2 separate regions of the Homo sapiens genome follow, and region 2 is linked to region 1. The links are chromatin loops, found by intact Hi-C in ENCODE. Cell type or tissue: ascending aorta. All regions are shown on one strand. Each heading gives the region's core, and the rest is flanking DNA. Links, peaks and the distances in the headings are about the cores only.

Region 1 (9,598 bases), core at 1,115-9,114:
TTGCCCCGGCTGGAGTGCAATGGCGCGATCTGTGCTCACCGCAACCTCCACCTCCTGGGTTCTAGCGATTCTCCTGCCTCAGCCTCCTCAATAGCTGAGATTACAGGTGCTTGTCACCACGCCCGGCTAATTTTTATATTTTTAGTAGAGACGGGTTTCACCATGTTGGTCAGGCTGGTCTCGAACTCCCGCCCTCAGGTGATCTGCCCGCCTCGGCCTCCCAAACTGCTGGGATTACAGGCATGAGCCACCGGGCCTGGCCCCAAATATATAGGTCTTATTATGTCACAGTGCTTTTATTTGTTGAGTTATTTTTTTCTGTTTTCCCCATGAAAATGTAAGCTCCACCTTGGCTTACACTGTGCCAGGCTACTATTTGTAGGCAACTAATTGAGCACCTACTACACAGCAGGAGCTCAATTAGTATTTCTTGAATGAATTAAATCATGAGGGAATGAATGAGCCAAATAAGCAATGGAGGAGGAGACAGATGTTCCAAACAGAGAGGACTGCCTGTGTAGCGGAGCTGTGGCCACCAGGGGTTTGAGAGCTGAAGGAAGGCCTATAGGGCCAGTGTACATAGTACATACCAGGAGAGGTAGTGATAGATGAGGAAGAGAATTAAGCATGGCTAGATCCTAACGGACCTTGAAGGCTGTGTTTGTTTTAAGGGCAATGAGAAGGCATGAAAGGGTTTTTTTTTCAGACGGAGTCTCGCTCTGTCACCCATGCTGGAGTGCAGTGGCGTGATCTCGGCTCACTGCAAGCTCCACCTCCCGGGTTCACGCCATTCTCCTGCCTCAGCCTCCCGAGTAGCTGGGACTACAGGCGCCCGCCACCACGCCCGGCTAATTTCTTTTTTGTATTTTTGGTAGAGACGGGGTTTCACCATGTTAGCCAGGATGGTCTCGATCTCCTGACCTCGTGATCTGCCCGCCTCGGCCTCCCAAAGTGCTGGGATTACAGGCGTGAGCCACCGCGCTCAGCCATTGGGTGTAAAATTAACAGGGACTACTTTCTATCACTATGTCGGAGGTGGATGACTATGCTAACTAGACTTGAAAAGCTACAGACTACGGATCTCTTCATTGGCACACAACTGAGCCACCTGAGTAAATCACTCTCCCTTCATCCCTTGTTGACATTCAGCAAATCCTGATGGTGCTTCTGCCATGCACCAGGCCTCTACCAAGGGCTGCAGCAAATATAAACATGACTGTGGTTCAGGCTGCCCCCCAAAAAGGAGCCTCCTAATAGAAGGAGTGCCCCCTTCATCTTCCTGTGTCCCCTGCCCTGCCAGTGTTTGCCTCCCGTCTTCAGTCCTGTTTTCAGTCACCTGCTTCATATCGTGTCCATCTTTTTTATTTTTTATTTTTTTAGAGATGGAGTTTCGCTCTCGTTACCCAGGTTGAAGTGCAGTGATGGGATCTCGGCTCACTGCAGCCTCCACCACCTGGGTTCAAGCGATTCTCCTGCCTCAGCCTCCCAAGTAACTGGGATTACAGGCACCCACCACCATACCCGGCTAATTTTTTTTGTGTGCATATATATATATATATATTTTTTTTTTAATTAAAAAGTAAACTTTAATGTTGAAAATGCAAACTTGGGGAGGGCAGAAAGATCACATACAAGGCTGTCACTTCACACTTGGAAGGTTGCACAGCGGCTGGGCAGAGGTGCATTTTTTGTATTTTTAGTAAAGATGGGATTTCATCATGTTGGCCAGGCTGGTCTCGAACTCCTGACCTCAGGTGATCCACCCGCTTTGGCCTCCCAAACTGCTGGGAATACAGGCGTGAGCCACTGCACTCAGCCCTAGTGTCCTTTGTGCCACCCCAAGGCCCAGGCAAAATTAGGTGCTGTATACTTCTCTGAATGAACATGAAGTTTTCCCCTTGAGGCTTATGCTAGTGGGCAGCCAGTTCCCCAACCTGGGGATTCTCTCAAGGCTTACAGAGCTTACTGTATCAGTCATTTCAACCATCCACGCCAAATAGGGAAGAATAACTCTTGTCTTTCTAACTCACGAGACTATTATGAGGAGAAAAATATTAGAGGCTTGGCTGGGCACGGTGGCTCACGCCTGTAATCCCAGCACTTTGGGAGGCCGAGGCAGTCTGATCACCTGAGGTCAAGAGTTTCAGACCAGCCTAGCTGACATGGTAAAACCCCATCTCTGCTAAAAATACAAAAATTAGCTGGGTGTGATGGCCGGCGCCTGTAATCCCAGCTACTTGGGAGGCTGAAGCAAGAGAATCGCTTGAACCCAGGAGGCGGAGGTTGCAGTGAGCCGAGATTGTGCCACTGCGCTCCAGCCTGGGTGACAGAGCGAGAAACTGTCTCGGAAAAAAAAAACAAAAAACAAAAAACAACCTGGGTGTGGTGGTGCACACCTGTAGTCCCAGCTTCTTGGGAGACTAAGGCAGGAGGATTACAGGAGCTCAGGAGGTCAAGGCTGCAGTAAGCTCTGATTGTGCCGCTGCATGCACTCCAGCCTGGGCCACAGAATGAGACCCTGTCTCTAAAAAATAATAAAAATTAAAGGGGCTTTGCAAACGCGGAAGGTGTCTGGATGATTATCCCCTGCATGTGCAGTGCCTTGTTTACAATTAATTTGCTTTTTCCGTGTTTATTCAACAAATATTTATTGAGCCCTCACTCTCTGCCAAGCCCTGTGCTAGATGCTGGATAAGCAAGGTAAGTCTCTGCCCTCAAGGAACTTACACTCCAATGTGACTCAAGGGGAAAAGAATTTGAAAGTTGCTACTTACCCAGTCCCCTCACTGCACAGAAACTGAAGCCAGAGGTGTCCACACCTTTCTCCTTCCCATGCTCTGATAGCTCCTCACTGCTAAGCTCCCCATTGCCCGTGACCCCATGTGGCAGGTTTCCCGCCTGGGGTGCACTCCCAAAATGGTTTATGTAAATAATATTGAAAATTGGACCTTCTCTGCCAATAATGGGGCCGTTGCTTTTTGAAAAACTTCCCGTTGATAGTGTCTCCTATGACTACCCCTGTGTGGCTGTGTGGTTTACAGATCCAGTTGCCTCTGCTCTTGCATTGTGAGAGTCAGCAGAGGCCCAAGAAACCCCGATACTAGTTTGCTGCTGTTGGTGGGTTTTTTGAGACAAGGTCTCTGTCGCTCAAGCTGGAGTGCAGTGGCGCGATAACTCACTGCAGCCTCGAACTCCCGGACTCAAGCGATCCTCCTGCCTCAGCCGCCCCAGTAGCTGGGAGTACAGGTGCACGCCACCACGCCGGTTGATTTTTTTAAAAATTTTGTAGAGATAGGGTCTCGCTATGTTGCTCAGGCTGGTCTTGAACTCCTGGCCTCCAGCGATCTTCCCGCCGCGGCCTCCCAAGTTGTTGGGCTTCGGACGTGAGCTACGCGCCGGGCTCCCGGTTCTAGTTAAGATTTTGTTGCAGGCGATGAATAGTCACGTGGCCTCCAAGGTCCTAGATTTCTGAGGGGCGTCAGCTTGGCACCCTAATGTACTGTGATCTCTGGTCAGCTACCCACCCTCTTTTTGCTGTTTTCATCCTGGGGGCTAACCGCCAAGACATGGCCTCCAGTTTCCCTAGGGAAGCCTCCACAGAGGAAGGCACCGGCTGAGGCACCTGGGAAGACCAACCTGGGGAAGGTCTCCCTGCGCGCAGTCTGCGGGCTGGAGGGACCGGCCGAGCCTGCGCACTAGCGCCCCGCCGGCGCTGCTGAACTGAGAGGAAGGGGCGGGGCGTCGCCAGGTCGTGCCAGCATCCGCCGGACGCCGGAAGTGGTTCTCCGCCCCTGCCACTGGGCCATGGAGACTGTGGCACAGTAGACTGTAGTGTGAGGCTCGCGGGGGCAGTGGCCATGGAGGCCGTGCTGAACGAGCTGGTGTCTGTGGAGGACCTGCTGGTGAGGCCTGGCCCGGACAGAGGGAAAGGGAAGGTCGGAGGGCGGGTCCTGAGGAGAGTCAGGTAGGGGCCGAACCCTCCTCCCGGCATCGGCTTGGCCGAGGGAAGCCGAACTACGGCTCCCGGCAGCCTCCACAGCGCCTGGCTCCTGCCCGGAGGGCCTGCTATGCCGCAGAGGCTCCTGGGAGTTGTAGTGTCCTGAGCCCCCCACACCTCAGACTACGGGCCTGGAGCCCGACCGTGGTTAGACTGACGGGATCTGGGATCATGCAGGAGCTGTGAGCTCAGGGCGCTCCTCCAGCGGTGGAGGAATACAGTGACCATCATAAGGTGTCACCTATTACTGCGTCCGGCACGGTGCTAAGGCATCGCATGCCAGATCTCAGTCTTTGTAGCTCTAGGAGGTAGGCACTACTTCTATTCCTGGACAATAAAAGGTCCAGGCCCGGCAGGGTGGGGCAGGATGGGGCCAGCAGCCTCAAATGAGGACCGCGTGGGCTGTTGAGCAGTTCTGACAGCGTGTTTACTGTTCGGCCGCCGGGGTCAGCTGCTCCGGGAGCGGTGCCTGGAGCTGCCACCAGGTGGCATCTCCGCTCGGTACCGCCGCGGGGAGGGGAGACCGGGGGCCTCTGTCCCAAGAGCTGGCCCGCAGGCCCGGAGGAGCCGAAAGCCTGGGTCCCGGGCATGGAGATAGCAGAAGCTGGGGTGCCAGATACCGAGACCTGCGAGGGAAAGGGGCAGAGCCAGGGAGATGGCATGTCCAGATAGAGAATGGTTGACGCCCTACATTTCTAAATGATTCCTTTCCTCCCCTGTGGCAGAAGTTTGAAAAGAAATTTCAGTCTGAGAAGGCAGCAGGCTCGGTGTCCAAGAGCACGCAGTTTGAGTACGCCTGGTGCCTGGTGCGGAGCAAGTACAATGATGACATCCGTAAAGGCATCGTGCTGCTCGAGGGTGAGGCGCTGTACTCTCCCTTTCCCGCTGCCATCTGGGCTGCTCTGCGATGTGGGCCCCGTAGTCCAGGCACCTCTGAGTTGTCTCCGGTAGATTTACTGCACCAAGGGCTATACTTAGCTTGACGTCTCCCAGTGAACTTTTGGCTACTTACCGCCCACCATTGTTTTGCCAGACAGAGTGTAGCATGTCAGTTCCCCCAGGACTGTCTTGATCTGGGAAAGTGACTTGAGGTCACCCAACTAATCAGTTAATGGCTGAATTGGGACTAGAAGCTCCTGTTTTGTGAGACCTAGGCCCATGCCCTTCCCCCCAACACCACCACCGTGTTGCTTAGCAGCTATTGAGAATCTTTTGTGGCATGGAAGAGGTACAGAGGACTGTCCTACAAAATTGTGAGCAGATAGTGCTTTTTGTTTTTTGTTTTTGTTTGAGACGGAGTCTTGCTCTGTCCCCCAGGCTGGAGTACAGTGGCGCTGTCTCAGCTCACTGCAACCACCACCTCCCGGTTCAAGCAATTCTCCTGCATCAACATCCTGAGTAGCTGGGATTACAGGTGCCCACTACCACGCCCAGCTAATTTTTGTATTTTTTGTAGAGATAGGGTTTCACCATGTTGGTCAGGCTGGTCTCTAACTCCTGACCTCAGGTGATCTGCCCACCTCGGCCTCCCACAGTGTTGGGATTACAGGTGTGAGCCACCTCGTCCAGCCAGATAGTGCTTTTTGGATGGGAACCCTATTTCCTATTGGTTTTAGGTGGGTCATCATTTGTCAGAGGCCACAATACTTAACCACTTAGTTTCTCTGTAGCTCCTTGTGTTCAAATAATCATTTATAAGCACACAGTCAGTGTACAGCCATCCCTCTGTAGCCATGGGGGATTGGTTCTAGGAACCCCACCCCCACAGATACCAATAGCCACCCAAGTCCCGTATATAAAATCGCATGGTATTTACATGTAACCTGTGCACCTTCTCCCATATACTTTAAATCATCTGTAGATTACTTATAATACCAAATACAATGTAAATGCTGTGTAAATAGTATACTGTATTGTTTAGGGAATAATGGCAAGAAAAAAAGGTCTGTTCATGTTCAATACAGATGCAACTATCTTTTTTTTTTTTCTGAGTATTTTTGATCCATGGTTCGTTGAATCTATGAATACAGAATGCTGACTGTGTTAGCAAAGGATGCCTATTGAAAATCTATAAAAATGGCCAGGCACAGTGGCTCACACCTGTAATCCCAGCACCTTGGGAGGCCAGGGCAGGCGGATCACGAGGTCAGGGGTTCGAGACCAGCCTAATCAACATGGTGAAACCCTGTCTCTACTAAAAATACAAAAATTAGCTGGGCCTGGTGGCGCACACCTTTAATCCCAGCTACGCAGTAGGCTGAGGCAGGAGAATCACTTGAACTCGGGAGACAGAGGTTGCAGTGAGCCAAGATCACGCCATTGCACTCCAGCCTGGGCAACACAGTGAGACTCCGTCTCAAAAAAAAAAAAAAAAAAACTATAAAAATAAGACTCTTTCTTAAAAGATACAAATAATTTTACCCTATGTTTGTCTACTTCGGCAATTCAGATTTTCAGGTTTATTCTACAGCAGGGTGTAGGTGTAGAAGAAACAGCCTCTCTAAGTGTTGCCAGTCTAGTTGAGAAAACAGTACAGACAGGAAGATTTATAAACACCTGCAGAATTATTTAGCAACAAATTCTAGTGCATACAGTACAGTTATCCTCTGGGAAGTCTCTGAATTAAGAAAGTCAGGTGGGGCCAGGCACTGTGGCTCATGCCTGTAATCTCAGCACTTTGGGAGGCCAAGGCCAGAGGATGGCTTGAAGTCAGGAATTTGAGACCACCTGGCCTGTCTGTGTAACAAAGATGTTTAAATTAGCCAGGCATGGTGGTGTGTGCTTATAGTCCCAGCTACTTGGGAGGCTGAGGCAGGAGGATCACTGACCCCAGGAGTTTGAGGCTGCAGTGAGCCATGGACATGCTACTGTGCTCCAGACTGGAGTGACAGAGCGAGACCCTGTCTCCGTTTTTTGTTTTTTTTTTCCCGAGACTGAGTGTGCAATGGTGCAATCTTGGCTCACCGCAACCTCTGCCTACCGCATTCAAGCAATTCTGCTGCCCCAGCCTCCCGAACAGCTGGGATTACAGGCATGTGCCAACACGCCCGGCTAATTTTGTATTTTTAGTAGAGACGGGGTTTCTCCATGTTGGTCAGGCTGGTCTCAAACTCCCGACCTCAGGTGATCCGCCCGGCTCAGCTTCCCAAAGTGCTGGGATTATAGTCATGAGCTACGGCTCACGGCCCACCCTGTCTCTTTAAAAAAAAAAAAAAAAAAAAAAAAAAGGAAGGAAGACAAAGTCAGGTGGGGTCTTCGGGGAAGGCTGATTGAAGGTGAGTTTTGAGCTGATTTTTTTAAAGGGGGAGGGAGTCCTAACTTTTTTTTTTTTAAACAATAATTGTACAGCAGGCAGTTTAGTTAAAACCACAACGGCAGCACTTTGGGAGGCCAGGGCAGGCAGATCACTTGAGGTCAGGAGTTTGAGACCAGCCTGGCCAACATGGTGAAACTCCATCTCTACTGAAAATACAAAAATTAGCCAGGCGTGGTGGCGGGCACCTGTAATTCCAGCTGCTCGGGAAACCGAGGCAGGAGAATCGCTTGAACCCAGGAGGCGAAGGTTGCAGTGAGCCGAGATCACGCCATTGCACCGCAGCCTGGGCGACGAGTGAAACTCCGTCTGAAAAAAAATACCACAGCAGATGCCAAAACTGAGTCACGCTGCCTTTGGCTTCTCCAGGGCCCCGATTTCCTCATTTCAGTTGGATGGACCAGTTGACTGTAATACTGATAAAAGGCATGTTCTGTCACTGGGGTGTTGGCACAGCTGGGGTTCACCCTGTCCCAGAGCTCTGGCTAGGGTGCTGGGAGTGACTGGAGCTGAAAGGGAGGCTTAGGACTGTGACCCTCCCAGGATCACAGAGGCATTCAGAGAGTGGAAGGGGCCTCTGGGACACAGTATTAGGAAAGTATTAGGAAAGAAGCATTTCTCACCCTCTTCTCTGCCCCTCCCCAGAGCTGCTGCCCAAAGGGAGCAAGGAGGAACAGCGGGATTACGTCTTCTACCTGGCCGTGGGGAACTACCGGCTCAAGGTGAGGTGGGGACCCCGTTCCCTTCACCCTCCTCTGGGGCTGCAGGACCTTCTTACTGTGTCCTCCAGGGTGGAGCCCTGGACAGCGGGAAGGCTGAAGGGGTGCAGAGGTGCAGAGCGGTGTCAGATGAGGACTCCGAGGGAAGATCAGAGTGGCGAGGGGGTGGGGAGGAAGGTGACGTCAAGAGACTGGGTGCAGGCCCAAGCCTTGCGCTGTTATCTCCCGCAGAGTTGGGGTTGTTTGTGGACTCTACTCCGTGGGGTGGGGCTGGAGGGAGGGAGTGGGTGGAGGTCGAGGGAGGAGCCCCCAGGGCTGAAGAAGGGAAGGCCCTTCACGTGGGCAGGGGGAGTGGTGGATACTGAGGTGTAGCCGGCCCAGTGGCTCACGCCTGTAATCCCGGCTACTCAGGAGGCTGAGGCGGGAGGACTGCTTGAGCCTGGGAGTTTGAGGTTGCAGTGGGCTGTGATTGCGACGCTGCCGTCCAGCGTGGGCAACAGAGCAAGACCCCGTCTCTTATTAAAAAACAAACAAACAAAAAAACACTGCGGTGTGTATGACGCGTGCGCGTTTCCCCGAGCGCAGGAATACGAGAAGGCCTTAAAGTACGTCCGCGGGTTGCTGCAGACAGAGCCCCAGAACAACCAGGCCAAGGAACTGGAGCGGCTCATTGACAAGGCCATGAAGAAAGGTGACAGCCTCGGCCCCTTTGTTCAGCCCCGCTCTTCCCCACGCCTGGGCACTTTGGTCTCTCTGTAAATGAACCCCTCCAGGCAGCCCCTCAGCCCCACCCCTTCCAGTTCTTAGAGCCCCTTGCCCTGCGACTCCAGGTAGGGGTGTGCCTCTGTTGAGGGGCAGGGCTGGCGGAAGGGGACGGTCAGGGTTTCCGCAGGGGCCGGGCTCCTGACACTGTCCCTTTCCTTCCCCAGATGGACTCGTGGGCATGGCCATCGTGGGAGGCATGGCCCTGGGTGTGGCGGGACTGGCCGGACTCATCGGACTTGCTGTGTCCAAGTCCAAATCCTGAAGGAGACGCGGGAGCCCACGGAGAACGCTCCAGGAGGGCCTGTCCATCCTCGCTGTCCTTTCCCTGTTCTCCCCCTGCCCCCCGTCTCTATCCTCTGTGGCCTTCAGCTAATTTCTGCTCCCCTGAGATTCGTCCTTCAGCCCCATCATGTGCTTTGGGATGAGTGTAAATAAAACGGGGCTGTGGCTTGGGAACCCCCGTGTCTGCGTTGAGGGGAGGGGTGGGTTCTGAACGCTGGGCACAGGGGGCGGAGACGTCACTCCTGGTCCTCTCCTGCCCCTGCCCTCCAGGTTGGCACGGGGTTCTTTGTCCACCCCGCAGCCCAGAGCCCACACCCTTCCTTCCTCCCTTTCCTGAAGCCATGTCCTTGAGAGTGCCGGGCAGCTCGGAGACATGGGGCTTTTCCATGGTCCCAGAGTCCTGGGAGAAGGCAGTGACCTGAGCATGGGCGGGCAGAACTTCGGGGCCAGGCCGGGCTTCAGGCCTGCATTCTCCTCTGACCCACTCAGCTACTTCTGTGGAGTTTTCCACAGCAGGCCCCC
Region 2 (9,598 bases), core at 1,093-9,092, 1.3 Mb after region 1:
TCTGAGATGGAGTCTCACTTTATTGCCCAGGCTGGAGCACAGTGGCGTGATCTTGGCTCACTGCAACCTCCTCCTCCGGGGTTCAAGCAGTTCTCCTGCCTCAGCCTCCCGAGTAGCTGGGATTACAGGCACACGCCACCACACCCGGTTAATTTTTGTTTTTTAGTATAGAGGGGTTTCACCATCTTGGCCAGGCTGGTCTCGAACTGCTGACCTCAAGTGATCTGCCCCGCTTGGCCTCCCATAGTGCTGGGATTAAGGTGTGAGTCACCACGCCCGGCCTCAATGAGATATTTTATACTCCTTTTTCATAATAGGTCTGAAATTGGTGTGTATTTTACATTTACAACACATAGCAGTTTGGAATATCCACGTTTCAGGTGCTTGTATGGCTAAATGGATACTGTATTGGACAGTGCCTGTCTGTATCTGTAAATGTCATAGACAGCTGATGATTTGGGAAAAGCCTAGCTTGTAATGATGAGGCTGGGTTTTGTTACTAGCTTCCTTCATCAGTTGGGAAAATCCTGTAACATTTGAATTTGGGGATTATCTGTCCTATCTCATGGGTTAAGAAGCTCCGGTTGAATAAATCACTTTACCTTACTCTGCTTCAGCCATACTGGCTTTCTTGCTTTTGTTTCAAGTCTGTTCTCTTTCTCTACCCACATCTATCCTTTAGATCCTTTTAGCTTTTAGCTTGAAGACCTTCCCTGATCATCCTTTCCAGAGTAGCCCCACCCCCTCCCATTACTGATGGTGTAACTCCAGTGGTCTCCAGCAGAATTGATATGCAGTAAGTACATGAACACATGAATTTATTTATTTATTTTATTATTATTGTTTTTGAGATGGAGTTTCGCTCTTGTTGCCCAGGCTGGAATGCAGTGGTGAGATCTCAACTCACTGCAACCTCCACCTCCCGGGTTCAAGTGATTCTCCTGCCTCAGCTTACCGAGTAGCTGGGATTACAGGCACCTGCCAGCATGCCCAGCTAATTTTGTATTTTTAGTGAAGACAGGGTTTCACTATGTTGGTCAGGCTGGTCTCGAACTCCTGACCTCAGGTGATCCACCCACCTTGGCCTCCCAAAGTGCTGGGATTACAGGCGTGAGCAAGCTTTCCTGGCCAAACACATGAATTTAATGACACAGTGAAAATGTTTGGAAACTGTAAAATACTGTACAGTTGTACCAGCTGACTATGAACAGGAAACAGACACAAAGCTGGACTAGAAAGTGTATGTTCATTCCTTCACTCAGTAACGTTTATTGATGCTTACTATTTGCCAAACATTGTTTTAGAATCTGGACATAAGTGGATGAGAAAGACATGGGCTTTGTCTTGTAAGGAACTTAAGCGTGTACAACATTAATTTCAGTGTGTGTGAGAGTAGCTGAAGTATTTACCAAGTGTACAGAAGGTCTGAGGTCGGAGTGATCACTGAGGAGTGAGGAAAGGCTCCGTTGAGGAGTTAAATGTGTTAGCTCTTCAAGGGTGAGTAGAGGTAGGAAAGAAGGTATTTCAGGCCAAAGGAACAGCATATTCCAAATGTGGTGGAGTGGGATAGCATGTGGTGTGTGAGAGGACTGGAGGTTGCTCAGTACTTCTGGAGCATGGAGCATGGGAAGGAGGATGGTGGGCCATGAGCTTGAAGAAAAAGGCAGGGCCTTATCATGAAGGATCTTGTTTGCCATAGTAAAAAGATTGAACTTTCTCTTTCAGGCAGTGGGGAGTTATAAAAGGGTTTTAAGGCAGGGAATGATATGATCGTTTTTTTTGTTTTAGACAGGTAACTTTGACATCCACGTGGATGAATGGAAGAGAAGACTAATTAGGCTGCTCTTGTACCATTTTAAGCAGGAGGTAATAAAGACCTGAATTAGTTCAGGGCAGGGATGATGGAGAGGGAGGGATGGAGTGATAATGAGCTGGAGTTGAATGACTTGGTGATCAATTAGACTTGGTGGGTGAGAGAGAGAGGAGTCTTGGATGGTAGTTCAGATTTCTGCTTCAGATGGCAGGTAGATGACTGTCAGGTTAACTGAGGTAAGGTACACAGGAGGAAGCGTAGTCTTAGGACAGAAGATCCCATGCTTGTGGAATGTACTGAGTGTGAAGTAATTGTGACAGGAAGTCCAAGGAAGAGGGACAGGAGGTGGGGTGCCTTGGAGGCTAGAGATAATATTTTAGAATCCTCAGCCTGTTCTTGAAGTCATGGAAGAAGTAAGAAGATGAGATTCTCCTAGGAGGACCACATAGAGAGTAAAAAAAGGCACAAAGAGAAGCTTGGGAAACACCAATGGTTGGTAGCCAGCAAAAGACATGGAGAGGACCCATCAGATAAATGGAAGGGAAAATACACTTGTGGGTGGGGGCCGAGGGAAATATAAGTGGATGGGTATGAAAGGGGAACATAGCCCTTAAATCTTCCATCTTCAGCAGTAATAGCTATCAGTTGTTCATTACTTCTTACGTACCACCCACAGTTCTAAGCATTTTTCATACTGTAATTCTTTAATCTTCATAGACATCCTATTAGGTGGATTCTGTTATTCCCTTTTTGAAGATGAGGCAACTGTGCCACAGAGATGTGAGGTTACATGCCCCCGAGGTCACAGAACTAGGAAGTGGCTATGCTTGAACTGAGGTCTTCTAACCCCTAATCCTTTACACTTTTCACTCTGCCACAACTAATCTGAGAAGACTTCTTAGAAGAGGTGGGATTTCAGGATTAAACACAATGGCCCAACAGGACAGGAGTGGATGGGTAAGGGTTACACTGGGATGGGCTGAATGTCACAAGGTTGACTTCGTAGGTGTTCAGGAGCCAGGTCACTGGGCGGAATTCCCTGATATCCGCCCATCTCTCCATCCTCCTCTGCTTAGTCACTGCCCTATTCAACCACCTTTCATTCCATCCCCACCCCAAGTTAGTTAGAAAAACATAAACTGCCCCTGGGTGAAGCTGCTTTATTTCCAAGCATCCCATTCTCAGCATATACTCAGATGGATGGACTGTGTTTTAAAAGTTGGATAGCTGGAAGTTCCCTAAATCCATGGAAAATATCCCCATCCTATACCCGTTATGGTGAGGGGAGAAAAAGAGAAAAGAGAAAGAGAAATAGCTTCATAAATCTCCGGATGCAAATTGTTTGCATGGAAAAGGCCTCCAAGTGCAGCTCTTTTTTCCTTCATGCCTGACTCTAGGAGCTAATCCCTCCATTCTGTTAATTAATTTAAGATGTTTATTGAGCACTGGCTTTGTGTCAGATGCTGTGGCACGGCACCAGATGCAGCACTGGGAATCCAGTGGTGAACAAGACAGGTAAAGGCTTTCCATGGAGCTCACAGTCCAGTTGGGCTGAGGGTGGGAGGTAGATAGCAGACAGACAAATAAATGAAATAATCACAGATGGTGATGGCATGCTGGGAAAGAAAAAGAAAGTGCTATCCTAGGCCAGGCGCAGTGGCTCACGCCTGTAATCCCAGCACTTTGGGAGGCTGAGACGCGAGGATCCCTTGAGGTCAGGAGTTTGAGACCAGCCTGGCCAACATGGTGAAACCCTGTCTTTACTAAAAATACAAAAATCAGCTAGGTGCGGCGGTGGGCACCTGTAATCCCAGCTAGTTGGGAGGCTGAGGCAGGAGAATTGCTTGAATCCGGGAGGCGGAGGTTGCAGTGAGCCGAGATCATGTCACTGCACTTCAGCCTGGGTGACAGAGCAAGACTCCGTCTCAAGAAAAAAAAAAGAAAAAAAGAAAAAAAGAAAAAGTGCTATGCCAGAGAAGGGAGCAGTCTTCTCTTAGGAGGTGACATTGCAGCTGAAACTTGCTGGATGCAGAGTCTGCCATCTGAGGAACTGTGGGAAGAGGCCCTGAGGCGGGGGAGAGCTGGATATGTTTATGGGGTAGGAAGAAGGTCTCTGCACCTGGAGGACCAAGAGCAAGGGGAAAGGTGGCATGCGATGTGAAACGAGATGTAGGCAGCGGTCAGCTTATGTTGGGCCACAATGAAGTGTTCAGATTTTCTTGGTGAAGAGGAAAGCCAGTGAAGAATCTTGAGCAGGAGAGTGACAATATCTGATTAGTTTTTAGAAAAGTTATTCCAAGGCCAGGTGTGGTGGCTTATGCCTATAATCCTGGCACTTTGGGAGGCTGAGGCAGGAGGATTGCTTGAGTCCGGGAGTTCAAGACCAGCCTAGGCAACTGTGAGATCCCATCTCTACAAAAAATACAAAAATTAGCTGGATGTAGTGATGCACATCTGTAGTCCCAGCTATTCGGGAGGCCGAGACTAGAGGATCACTTGCACTCAGGAGTTCGAGGCTGCAGTGAGCTATGATCGTGCCACTGTGGCTGCGTTGTGGATATTGTATGAGAGAAGGACATGACTGTAAGTAGGGAGGGCAGTCGGGAGGTTATTGTAGTTGTCAGACAAAAGATGATGGTGGCTTCAACTAGCGGTGGCAGTGGGGTTTGGCATGTAGGTAGATTTGAGGTATATTTCCAAAGTACACCTACCAGCTTGGATCAATTGCAGAAGTTACAGTGACTGAAATTCATAGAACTCAAGAGCTGGGATGGTATTTAAGAGACATTTGGTCCAGTTGTCTTCATTTTATAGTTAAGGAAGCCTTGATCCAGGAAATAAGCAAGGCTGACTTGCTCACAGATGCACAGCTGGTTTGAAGGTCTAGAGTGAAACTAAGATCTTTGGAAGTTTAATGTTGTTTGAGCTACATGATCACAAGTCAGTAAATGTCTTCATTCTATAAAAGTATGCTCTTTTATTACACTTGTGTTTTCATATACGTATAATTTTCTGGTGCTAAATTAAGAGAAAGTGATTTTTAAAAAAATTATTATTTTTATTTATTTATTTATTTATTTATTTGAGATGGAGTCTCACTGTGTTGCCCAGGCTGGAGTGCAGTGGCGCGATCCCAGCTCACTGCAACCTCCACCTCCCGGGTTCAAGCGATTTTCCTGCCTCAGCTTCCTGAGTAGCTGGGATTACAGGCGTGTGCCACCATGCCCGGCTAATTTTTTTTTGTATTTTTAGTAAAGACGGGGTTTCACCATGTTGGTCAGGCTGCTCTGGAACTCCTGACCTCGTAATCTGCCCGCCTTGGCCTCCCAAAGTGCTGGGATTACAGGCGTGAGCCACCGCACCTAGCTGAGAGAGTGATTTTTAAAATTTCTGGTATTTCTAACCCAGATTGAAATGCTTGGTGTTGCGCTCCTGCCACCTCCTGGCAGTTTCTGTTGTTGCAGGGAAAGTGTTTTCTAACTTCCACCAAGGCTGTCAAGTTAACTCACCTCCCAGTTTAGATTCCAACTGTGGCCAGATTGAAAAAAACTTGGGTAGAGTCTTGAGTAGTAGAACCATATGAGAGAATTCATGCATACTGACTTGTTAAGGCTTTTTAAGACATAGAAAATCTCTATTTAGTAGATTATTATATTTTTCATTATCAAGCAAAGTGAAAACTTTCAAAAACTTGGTCCTATTTGAAGGAACTAATATATATCTCATTACAAACCTCATATACATCAAATTTGACAGTGACCACAAAGCGGCAGTTATAATTGAATAAAGTGAAATTACATGAGAGAGTAGCAGGGTTACATGCCTATTAAAGTTAACTACTAGAGATAGTAAATAGATGATATAATGTTAGGAAACATCATGGTAGAAACAGAATAGCACAGATGGTATTGTGCCATTTAACAGAACTGTATGAATCCCTTTTATAATTTAATTTTGTTTTCCTATTTCATTTTACCATGAAAATTTCAAGCATACATCAAAGTTGGAAGAATTTTGTAGTAACACCAGTGTACCCACATGTAGATTCTACCATTAACATTTGACTCTTTTATCACATAGCTGTCCATTTGTCTGTATCTCTCTGAATACATCAATTCTTATTTCCTTTTGATGCTTTTAAAATTCAATTGCAAACAAAATACTTCAGCATGTATATCATTAACCAGATTTAACATTTGTTTATGGTATTATTTTTTTTTTTTAATATGTAGAGTCTCATTCTGTTACCCAGGCTGGAGTGCAGTGGTGTGATCTCGGCTCACTGAAACCTTTGCCTCTGGGTTCAAGCGATTCTCATGCCTCAGCCTCCCAAGTAGCTGGATTACAGGCTTGTGCCACCACACCTGGCTATTTCTTTTGTATTTTAGTAGAGACAGGGTTTCACCATGTTGCCCAGGCTGGTCTCGAACTCTTGGCCTCAAGCTGTCCACCTGCCTTGGCCTCCCAAAATGCTGGGGTTACAGGCGTGAGCCACCGTGCCTGGCCTATGGTATTTTTTGAGGTAAAATTTAATACCATGAAAAACACAAATCTTAGTTGTACATTTGCTGAGCTTTGACAAATGCCCTTCTCAAGATAAAGGATATTACCATCCAGAGAATTCTTTCATGCCCTTTCCCAGTTATTCTCTGCACCCTTCCCCTACCAGGGCAACCACCGTTCTGATTTTTTTTCAAACACAAATTAGGTTTTGCCTGTTCCAGAACTTCATATAAATGGAATTCCATTGTCTGTATGGATCCTTTTGCTCAGCATATTGATTTTGAGATTTATCCATTTTTGTATAGGTTGGTGCAAATGTAATTGCGGTTTTTGCCATTATTTATCCACCTTCCTATCAATGAATACCTGGACTGTTTCCAGCTTCTAGCTATTGTGAATAAAGCTGCGATGAATATTCTTGTACAGGTCTATTTATGGGTACATGTTTTCATTTTTCCAGGGTCTAGGAGTAGAATTGCTGTACCCTAGGATTAATGTATGTTTAGTTTTACACTGAACCTTCTTCCAAAATGGTGGTAGCATTTCATTCGCCTGCTAATGTTGTGTAAGAGTTCCAGTTGCTCCATACCCTTGCCAACTTTGATGTTATCAACCTTGTCAGTTATTTAACTTGATTTTAACCATTGTCACTTGTAAATGATTGGATGAAAAGTTATACCTATTAGTAATTGTTAGTTTTCTGGGGAAGAATTTAAAAAGTTGTACAGATTATTTTTTAGTTCTAATCATTTCTTTTCTTTTAGTTTTTTAAATTTATTTTTAATTTTTTTAATTTTTTGTTTATTTTGACATATAGTGAGACTTACAGAAAGTTGCCCAGGCCACCCTCCAGCATTTGACACTATTCACTAGTTTTGTAATTTAAATGGTCTCTTCCTTTGGCATAGGAGAAACCATTCTCTCTTGGTTTTTCACCAACTGCTCACCTTAGCTTCTTTGCAGGATTTTTATTTTCTACATACTGCTTAAATGTAGTTGTTGCCAGTTCTAGCCTTGATCCTCTTACTCTATAGAATCTTACTGGGTGATTTTACGCTCACCCAAGGCTCCAACTGCCACCTGTGCTTTAATCCCGAAATCTGCTTCTGCAGCATAGATCTCCTTCCCAACTCTAATTGCTAACATATCCACTTGGATGTCCCACAGGCATCTCAGACTCAATTTATTTAGGTGAAATTTATTTTCCTTCCTCCCATTTACACACTGCTCTTCTTCCTATATTTTCTAATTTGATAAATAACCTGCAGTCCATCCAGTTACTTAAACCACAACTGAGGGGCTAAATCTGGACCCTTTCCTCCTGCAGCCATTTGATCATCAGTTCCTGTGGGTTTTTCTCTTGTGTGTTTCTCTAACATTTCTGCTTCCATCTCTGCACTCGCAGCTGACATCCTACTATCGGGTGCTGCCCCTCAGCCCAATTTGTCAATGTTGATTGACTTGCTTTATTTTTTAATAACTTACTCGGGTTTTTAAATTACAAAAATGGCATATGCCACTTGTAGAAATTAAAGCAAAAATGCATAAAATTTCTAGTACCCCACCTCCAAATTCGTAAGCCATTCTTTTTCCTTGGAAGTCACCAATGTTAATACTTGGGTATACATCCTTCCAGATTTCCCTTGCTTTCACATACAAATACACACACATAGATAAACACGTATGCGCATAGACACGTTTATTCTTTTCAAAACAGAATTGTACAATACATATTGTCTTATGGCTTGCTTTCAACTTATTGTGTATTTCATGTCAATATATAGACAGCTACCTGAAATTGATGCAAAGTATCAATATAACATAATTTATTTAATAATTCCTAATTAGTGGATAATGAATAATGCTATAGTGACCATTTCTTTACATATTGGTTATTTTTGCTAGTGTTTTGTTGCATAGATTATTAGAAGTAGCATTATACCCATTTAAAATTTTGTTAAATCCTGCCAGTTGTCCATCAAAAAAAGGCACGTTTTTAATCTCCTGTGGTGCCAGAGGCCTTCTCTCTGCCAGTAGTAGATATTTGCTAATCTTCTAACAGTTTTTAGTTTTTGCTAACTTACCAGGAAAACTCAATATAGTGTTGTGATGATTTCAGACCAGAATAGTTCTTATCATAGGCCTGTGACCGTCTTCAGCATTTTTTCAATCTCATTCTCTGTTTTGATTAGGTGACTTTTAGCTCTTAAAAAATGAAGTTGCCAGGCGTGGTGGCTCATGGCTGTAATCCCAGCACTTTGGGAGGCTGAGGTGGGAGGATCTGTTGAGCCCAGGAGTTCAAGACCAGCCTGGGCAACATAGGGAGACTTTGTCTCTACGAAACATAAAAAAATTAGTTGGACCTGACGGAGCATGCCTGTAGTCCAGCTACTTGGGAGGCTGAGGTGGGAGGATCACTTGAGCTTGGGATGCTGAGGCTGTAGTGAGCCATGATCAGGCCGCTGCAGTCTAACCTGGGTGACAAAGTGAGACTTTGTCTCAAAAAAAAAAAAAAAAAAAAACAAAAAGAAAAAAGAAGATGATGATGGTTGGAGATGTGTTTTCTTACCTGTGTGTGTTTCTGCTGGCAGGAGAAACTTCTTAAGTCTCAGCGTAATCTCGTGGCCAAGATGAAGAAAGTCATGCATTTACAGGATGTAGAAGTGAAGAACGCCACACAGTGGAAGGTAATGGCAGAAGTGGTTGGATATTTCTTGCTCCTGAGGTCCTTTTGGTCTGGGACATTTCTTGCTTCTGAGGTCCTTTTGGTCATGGGGTTTTGCAGTTCACGTAGAGTCTTGGATGCCTCAGAACCTCTGTTTCCTCCATATCATGTGACTGAAAGAAGAGCTTTCTGGGTGTCAGTTCAGTTGTCAGGCCCCTTGTAGATACGGGGATAGGAGAGGAAGTACCTGTCCCTGCTGCTAGTGGCTTTGGGTGATAATGAGTTCCGCATACTTCATCCCCATGTCTCTACTTTAAGGTAGCACCCCTCTCCTTCCTACTTTTTCCTAAATATACTCCCTAGGTTAGAGTCGGTTTGGGCCCATGGCATTGTGGAAAGAAACAGATGAATGGATGCACACACACACGCACACACACACACACACACACACACCCTCACACTCCTAAAGATTTGGTAAAACTAAACGAGTTCTGAAGGCTAAACTAAGTAGTAGATGTGAAAGTTTGTTTTAGTTTAAAACTTGTCAGTAGTAGAGACTGAAATGTTAGGAAGAATGAATGAATACTATAATGACTAGACAGAGCTATCAAGTAGGT

The links. Hi-C counts contacts between places; a loop is a spot of excess contacts. Peaks named below come from ENCODE experiments on the same cell type or tissue, not always from the same donor. Only the 100,000 strongest peaks of a DNase experiment are listed, where the experiment ranks them.
Region 2: it touches region 1 in a loop (6-fold over the local background); 2 of 110 quality-filtered maps call a loop at or near these places.

Annotation. Positions count from the first base shown.
Region 1 is chr7:101,239,264-101,248,861 of GRCh38, reverse strand. It overlaps FIS1 (fission, mitochondrial 1), which reads left to right and starts at 3,781. Exons shown (of 5, transcript NM_016068.3): 1 at 3,781-3,902; 2 at 4,723-4,855; 3 at 7,956-8,032; 4 at 8,615-8,720; 5 at 8,959-9,390. The coding sequence starts at 3,858. The coding sequence ends at 9,056. RefSeq lists enhancers at 3,758-3,997, 4,088-4,137, 8,399-8,942. In ascending aorta, for the core only: a CTCF peak has its summit at 4,462 (motif pointing right); DNase peaks (open chromatin) are centred at 3,751, 4,041, 4,471 and 4,871; H3K4me3 peaks cover 2,713 bases; H3K27ac peaks cover 2,672 bases.
Region 2 is chr7:99,908,970-99,918,567 of GRCh38, reverse strand. It overlaps TRIM4 (tripartite motif containing 4), which reads left to right. Exons shown (of 6, transcript NM_033091.3): 2 at 8,908-9,003. Among named protein-coding and RNA genes, the nearest start is that of TRIM4, 5.8 kb to the left of the region's middle. In ascending aorta, for the core only: a CTCF peak has its summit at 5,253 (motif pointing left); a DNase peak (open chromatin) is centred at 5,237; H3K4me3 peaks cover 167 bases; H3K27ac peaks cover 70 bases.